Linked DNA regions of Homo sapiens: region 2 is linked to region 1. Evidence: chromatin contacts called from ENCODE Hi-C data. All regions are on one chromosome and are shown on one strand. Each heading gives the region's core, a stretch centred on a gene start or an enhancer-like site at or near the end of the contact. The rest is flanking DNA. Distances are from core to core; before and after follow the strand shown.

Region 1 (3,584 bases), core at 789-3,288:
TAGCCAACGTTACCAACATAATAAAGGCTCTGGTATCATAGATCATAGCCAGTAATAGGTTCTTAGCCTGCATATTCTCCTATCTTTATTTATCTAATTGTAGCTGCAGGAGTGCCTTCTCCACACCTTATGCCAGCAACCCATGAACCTTCACTGTGGTCATAGTCTGTGCCAGAAATGGATTTGTATGTTCTGTCATCTCACCTGGGAGGCCAACCCCAAAATACAGCAAGCAAGCCAAAGACAATGTCATTCCCAAATTCCACTTCAACAACCTCTTTATTCTCCCCTTCTTTTTTGGGGACCAGCATCCTGACAATAGCCATTAGGTGCCCTATGTGAACTTGGGCAAGCATCTTAATGCCTACATTTTCTCATCTATAAAGTGAAACAGCTGAAATAGATCAATGGTTTTCAAGCCTTTTTGTCAACCTAAGGCTTATAAACAGAAGCCCACAAGATAAAGCAGAAACTCATCGCTGCCCCAGGCCAAGTGAGATGGGGGAGGGGAGGCCTGGAGCCCCAAATGCTCTCAGAATACTCTCTCCCCACTGACCAAGGGTCTTATTCTTGGATGAGAACCCCAAGGAGCACAGTTTAAAAACACTGAGGTTTTCCTTGGGTCTCTTCAAGTGCCAACAATATGATTCTGTGGCTTTATGGGGTCATCAGCCAGTGCTGTGACCAAACACATACCAACAACCTCTCTTTCCAGAGAATCAACTTCTCCTTGTAACCTTCAACCTCTGGGCTCAGTGTCTCCACTGCTATGCAATGGGTTGAGGTTATGGCCACTCAGAGCTTAATGTGAGACTGCCCCCTGATAGCCTGGGCTTGGCCCAGGAGAAGTCACCACACCATACCGAATCATTTTTCTTATTTGTGAAATTGAGGACAAAATCACTAACCAGATAGATCAGGGAGGCTGGCTAGGGAAGTTTTATCCCCTAGAGTAAAAGCAGAGGGAGTTAGGCTAGTGATTGGGTTAAACAGCTCCATCCTGGCAGCTCTGTGGAAATGCATTCACAGGTTTCACCCCATGGGGCACATCACCCAGAAGTTAAATGGCTTATAATGGCCAAGGGCTGGTTAAGTCCAAGGGCGGATTTTAGAAAATCCTGCCTGGAGTGACAGGCTGCTCGCACATTGAAAGGACACTACCTCCAGGGATCAATGACTTTTCGTGGCCTTGAAATTCACATAGAAGCAGGGCGTAGTGGCTCACGCCTGTAATCCCAGCACTTTGAGAGGCCGAGGTGGGCGGATCACGAGGTCAGGAGATTGAGACCATCCTGGCTAACACGGTGAAACCCCGTCTCTACTAAAAATACAAAAAATTAGCAGGCGTGGTGGCAGGCGCCTGTAGTCCCAGCTACTCGAGAGGCTTAGGCAGGAGAATGGCGTGAACCCCGGAGGCGGAGCTTGCAGTGAGCCTAGATCGCGCCACCGCACTCCAGCCTGGGTGACACAGCAAGACTCCGTCTCAAAAAAAAAAAAAAAAGAAAAGAAATTCACATAGAAATAAAATGAGCAGCCTGCTTTGTCTGGCAGGGCTAATTGGAGGCTGCTGTCCACATTTCTCCTTCCATACTCCTGTAGCTCAGCCTGCAGAGGCTCTAATGCTGGAAACCTTGGGGGCCTGCAGGGAGGGACCCGGTCAGGCTACCCCTCGGTTCCCAATGCACAGTGCCAGGAAGGGTCATTTCATCCCTGCCCCGCTATGCTTGCTCAGGTCTGAGACAGTGGGGTCAGCCCCCTGACAGCACCTGCTGACTGCAGGGCCCCTCCTGATGGCAGGGTGACCAAGAGTTACCCCTCTCTGGAAGAACCAGCTGAAGTTGGGTGTTTAATGCAGCCACAGATCCTGCCTCCTATACTCAGAAAAGGCTGAAAAGCATTCCCATCTGGAAATTAGTCCGTAGTTTCTAGACGTGGTAATAATGTCATGTAAATACAGCTATATATATACATATACAGGGATGGAAGGCTGGTTTTTCTCCACCGGATTGTTAGTCTCAGCCGCTTGCCTGAAGCCCCTTGTTAAACCGTAAGGGAAATGATGCCACCTGCTGTCATTTCCAGGAACTGCACTAGAGGCTATTTTGGATTCTTTCTGCTTTGCAATTCAAATCAATAGGGTTTTATGGAGCATCAGCTGGGTCCCCAGTACTATACTGTGTTTAAGGGGCAGGGTCCACTGAATTTCCACAGACTTCAGAAATCAGTGGTCAGCTGGGGAAGAGAAGAACTAATAATATTACATGAAGTGAGCTTTATCAGCAAAATTGTTGCTGCAGTTTCTAAAAGTTTCTCTGAAAACCCCAGCCCGTGTGAAATTTCCCTGTAAAGCACAGAAACCAAGGGCACTTCCATTGGGGCTGGAAGCTCTTTATACTCATCCTAGATAAAAAGCTCCTTGAAAGACTGCTATAGGAACATACCCGACAGTGAAGACACATGGAGGCAGAGGCAGCAGGAGTCCTTAGAATCATTTATTCCCGCCCAGCTGCATCTTGGTAGAGGAGGCTGAGGCCAAGGGCTTCGTCTGGCTCCTGCCAAAACTAGAATTAGAAGGAGTGGGGATCCTGTAAGTCCAGCCCATGCTCTCCCTTGGTGTTGGGCTGTAAAAAGATCACGAGGAGTTCAGTTGGGTGAGCCTCCCTCCTTCCATCACTAAAACACAATCATCTCACATTATAAATATCTCAGAATCTTCCTAAGAGATCAGTGTAGTTCTTCTTATTGTTCAGGAAAATTAGTACATGGGGTCAAGGAGCAGGTCATACACATTGGTCTCCACACTATGGGGAGATCCCTCCTCTGCCTTGGCCTCTGTCCAACCACATGGAAGTCATCCTCTTCCTTTTCTTCATCATCATCATCCTATCACTGTCACCATTCTCACATGTTTGTGGGGATTTTACGCAAAACACAGAGTTAATATTTTTACATGATATGGATCCCGAAGGCAGACAAGATTCCTGGCATTCATTCATCACAAAAATATCTACAACTAACAGAGAGTACGTATGATTATGTAACACATGCATCAGCCACGGACTGCTCCTGCCACCGAGACTGAATCATGCTCATCTTTGTATGACCCACACAATGTCTGGGACGTAGTAAATACTCAGTAAATGTTTACTTGGTTAAAAAGAATATTCAGGCTGGGCGTGGTGGCTCACGCCTGTAATCCCAGCACTTTGGGAGGTGGGTGGATCACCTGAGGTCAGGAGTTCGAGACCAACCTGGCCAACATGGTGAAACCCTGTCTCTACTAAAAATACAAAAACTAGCCAGGCATGGTGGTGCATGCCTGTAATTCCAGCTACTTGGGAGGCAGAGACAGGAGAATTGCTTGAACCCAGGAGGCGAAGGTTGCAGTGAGCCGAGATTGCGCCATTGCACTCCAGATTGAGGAACAAGCAGGACTCTGTCTCAAAAAAAAAAAAAAAAAGAAAAGAAAAGAAAAAGAATATTCAAATATTCAACATTTTGGAAAATCATAATTTATAAATCATGCCATCGATGGGATTTTCCAAAATATCACTGGGTCCAGGGAGGAATTCCAGTCATACCTC
Region 2 (3,584 bases), core at 500-2,999, 390 kb after region 1:
CTGTCCTCAGCAACCAAGGGCATTTCTCAGGGAGAATGTCCTTTCTGGACTGTAAGGAAGGTCAAGCTGTATTTGTGCTATGATTTGGAACGTTACACCAGGCCCTGGGGATTTGATCATCTTTGATAGTCATTCCGGACAAATTAGAATGATTTTATCTTTGTACAAACAGGCCAGTAGCATAGAGGATAGACTTTTTCTTTTTTTTCTTTTTTTAGGCGGGGTTTCGCTCTTGTTGCCCAGGCTGGAGTGCAATGGCGCGATCTCGGCTCACTGCAACCTCCGCCTCCTGGGTTTAAGTGATTCTCCTGCCTCAGGCTCCTGAGTAGCTGGGATTACAGGCGCCCACCACCACGCGCAACTAATTTTGTATTTTTAGTAGAGACGGGGTTTCTCCATATTGGTCAGGCTGGTCTCGAACTCCTGACCTCAGGTGATCTGCCCATCTCGACCCCCCAAAGTGCTGGGATTACAGGCGTGAGCTACCACGCCCGGCTGAGGATAGACATTTTTAATAGAAAATCTCATTTTGGCTCCCTTAGACTTCTCAAGTTCCAGATGCTACTTAGCCTTTCCTCCCTGCTCTCTATTGCCTGCTCTTCCTCACCACATCCCTGCTTTTCTGAAAGTCCTTCCTTGCTGTGCAACAAATATGACAAAATTCCCAAGGCAAAAACCTTTAACACCTCCCATCTAGGATAACACTTATATTTTCAAGATTCTCACTTCATTATAGAGATCCCTATAAAAAGGAATAATACACCCTCCCCACAGAGATACTGTGAAGAAACACCAGTGGCTCAGCTTCAGCTGCACCCCAGGCATTGTGCTGCATGCTTTCCAAGTATTTCCTCATAGAATCCAGACAGTCACCCTGTGACGGAGGACTCCCTCAATCCTGTGTGTCTCCACATTGAAACAGATGACTAAACTTCCCTTCACAGATGAGGAAACTCATAAGTAGTGACTTGTTTGAAAACACCCATGTAATTGGAAGCACGGGATCTGAACTCATGACTTAACCATACCCACGTCTTCACCATCCTCACTATATCACACTTGCACTGGGGTAAAATGAGATAAAGCATTTGGAAGTACCTAACACAGCACCTAGCACATCATAGGCCCTCAAATGTCAAACAGGTCAGGCCCACAGAAGGCAGTCACATGCCAGCTCACTGCCTCCTCTTTATAGCCACATCATCCTCAGTTCCTTCCAGACAGGACACAGCCAGGGCTCAAGGCTGAACACATGTTGTGAATGTATCTTGTGGTCCATCCAGAGACATGTCTAATCTGCAAGTATCTAAGAGGCATATTGTCGGGATGGAAAATATTCAGGGAAATCTGAAGAGACTAACCATCTGTCATTGTATCAAAGCATTTTTCCTCCGTCTCCTGTCTCAACCCAAATTCCTTAGCCTATCTATTGCAAATATTTAGTCTCATTGGTTGTTCACTTGTTTACAGAAAGACCACATAGTAGCTCCTCAAATAAGAATCAAGGAACATTGGCACTAGATGGCCCTTGTCTTACACTCCTCAACTCTGCTTCTCCAGGAGCAGTGATCTACCTAAGATCACTCAGTGGCAATACCTGTGAACCTGGATGGGGTCATGCATGTAAGCAGGCTAGCCAGGTGGTCCTTGGTCACCAAGGCCGTGGACTACACGATAAGGGCAAAGGAATTCAAAACAAGAGTGCCCAGCCAGAGGCAAACAAGCTCTCAGGTTCATCCTTGGCTCTGCACAGCCACACCGCTGCCACCTAGTGTCTAAGGGCCTGAACTTCAGTCTTGGTGCCTCTGGCCAGGGAAATGGCTGTGTTGAGCTGTGTGTGTGCTCTGTAATGTGGGACTCCCAATGCCTTCTGGGTCAAAACAACCCCAAACCTGGTATCTGTGGCATAGCACAGGGACCCAATAAGGCGGAAATCTCAATGAAAGAGGCAGAGGTGGGCAGCAGTCCTAAATGTGGTCTTGTCAAAACCAGAAGACACAGGACTGAGTTGTTTAAGCTAACGAGTAGCCAAATGTCCCATGTGCCACTGTCCATGTGGTCCCATCAGGAAGGCTGCAGGCCTGCCACTGCATGGCAGTTTACAGCTAAAGAGCCTGGGTTTAGTGGGGGCACTTGGGGTTTCGACCTTCTGCACTAACGGCAGATATCCTCAGAAATGCTCTCAGGAACTTCAAAATGTGTGAAAATTCTCTTTTCCTTCTCCCCCACACCCCCTTCTCTCTTTCTCTCTAGCTGAATAAAGGCAAATTTGAATTCCTGAATATGGAAAATATGGTTCTAGCTGCCAAGCATCCTTCAAGACTTAGCTCAAACTGTCACTTACCTCATGGAGCCATCCCTAACTCCATATTTGGAAATACCCACCTCCCTCTGAAGCCACACTTCTTTCTATAACCACGACTTGACTTTGCTAGTTATTAGAATCGGTATCCACAGGTCCTGCTCCCTAAATCAGAGTGCACACTTTAGTGGTATTGCCTACAGAGCCTAGCCTGGTGCTTCGCATACACTGGATGTGCAGTGTCTGGTAGACGACTAAATGAATTGGACCTCAGTAAAAAAAGGGAAACACAGTGAATCATTTTGTGAAATGCAGTATTTCTAGATTTAGATTAAATTCTATAATAGCCCAGCTAGTGTGGGGTCAGTGGGGGAGTGGGGGGCTGTCTCAGGATTCTTTCCCTAGAGCCCAGTCTAGTACAGTCAGGGGAACATTCTCCAACCCTTGCGTTTCAAAGCCAAGCTGCTGCACTCAAGAATGCCTACACCTAACCAGCAACCCATCCTAGAGATAAAGGTCTCTCTGCCCTGTTCCACCTCTGTGCACACTAGTTGATCAGGAATATGGTCCCTTCAGAAAGTAGACAAGTGCTAGAAAAAAATATATACAGGGAATATATATAGAAAACGTGAACCACACGCAGACGTAGGAATGCCATCCAGTGATGGAAGCAGAGTGTCTGACCTGCACAGGTGAACCTGCCCTCTGCTCCTTCCCACTCCCATCCAGAAGCTAGGCCAGCGCCTGGCATCCAGGTGACCCAGAATAGTTGAGTTCAATCACCACAGGTAGCAAGACTCCAGGCCTCATGAAAGGTCTTTTACAAACTGCAGACCAGGGGACCAGCTAACCATTGGTTTCTGCCACACAACACAAAAACACAACCTCACCAGGAGCTAGCTGGGCCCCAAAGAAAAAACCACAAGGGTAATTCACTTTCTAGAACAGCTGCCTCTCAGCAACCAGCAAGATCTCCTTGGAATCTACCTTCTGCCAACCAAAGCAGAGAAGTCCTGAACTTATTTAGTCATGATGCAGGCCAAGGGCAGACGCAAGAGGAGATCAGTGGCTTCCCAAGTCATCACAGCAATTACTCCAGGACCAAACTTCAACTGCTGTTCCAGCACAAAGGGAGGAGAAGAGAGGTTTAACCATCCCAATCACATTCCTGTGCTTCCCCTTCTGAGATGGTGACCCTGCCCCTCATGCATCTTGGTGGCTGGCATTCTATCCAGATTGTGCTCTAATGGACAGGGCAGACAAAGCCACAGAACCTTGATCT

Evidence for each region. Hi-C counts contacts between places; a loop is a spot of excess contacts on that map. Pooled maps may share reads with other maps.
Region 2: a loop to region 1 is called in a map of K562, with 3 times the contacts of the local background. The contact joins two enhancer-like sites. A Hi-C loop is called at or near these places in 1 of 168 maps with a recorded cell type or tissue (K562) and 11 of 50 pooled maps.

What each region holds. Positions count from the first base shown.
Region 1 is chr1:167,686,038-167,689,621 of GRCh38, forward strand. All of the region lies in intron 3 of RCSD1 (RCSD domain containing 1), which reads left to right. Among named protein-coding and RNA genes, the nearest start is that of TRP-CGG1-1, 27 kb to the right of the region's middle. RefSeq lists enhancers at 1,806-1,985, 3,213-3,584. Within about 2 kb of position 2,039, at least 7 of the 41 ENCODE cell types and tissues checked have a DNase peak (open chromatin) inside an H3K27ac peak, as active enhancers do.
Region 2 is chr1:168,080,667-168,084,250 of GRCh38, forward strand. It overlaps GPR161 (G protein-coupled receptor 161), which reads right to left. Exons shown (of 6, transcript NM_001375883.1): 6 at 1-3,584. Among named protein-coding and RNA genes, the nearest start is that of GPR161, 54 kb to the right of the region's middle. RefSeq lists a silencer at 1,625-1,919. Within about 2 kb of position 1,750, at least 12 of the 41 ENCODE cell types and tissues checked have a DNase peak (open chromatin) inside an H3K27ac peak, as active enhancers do.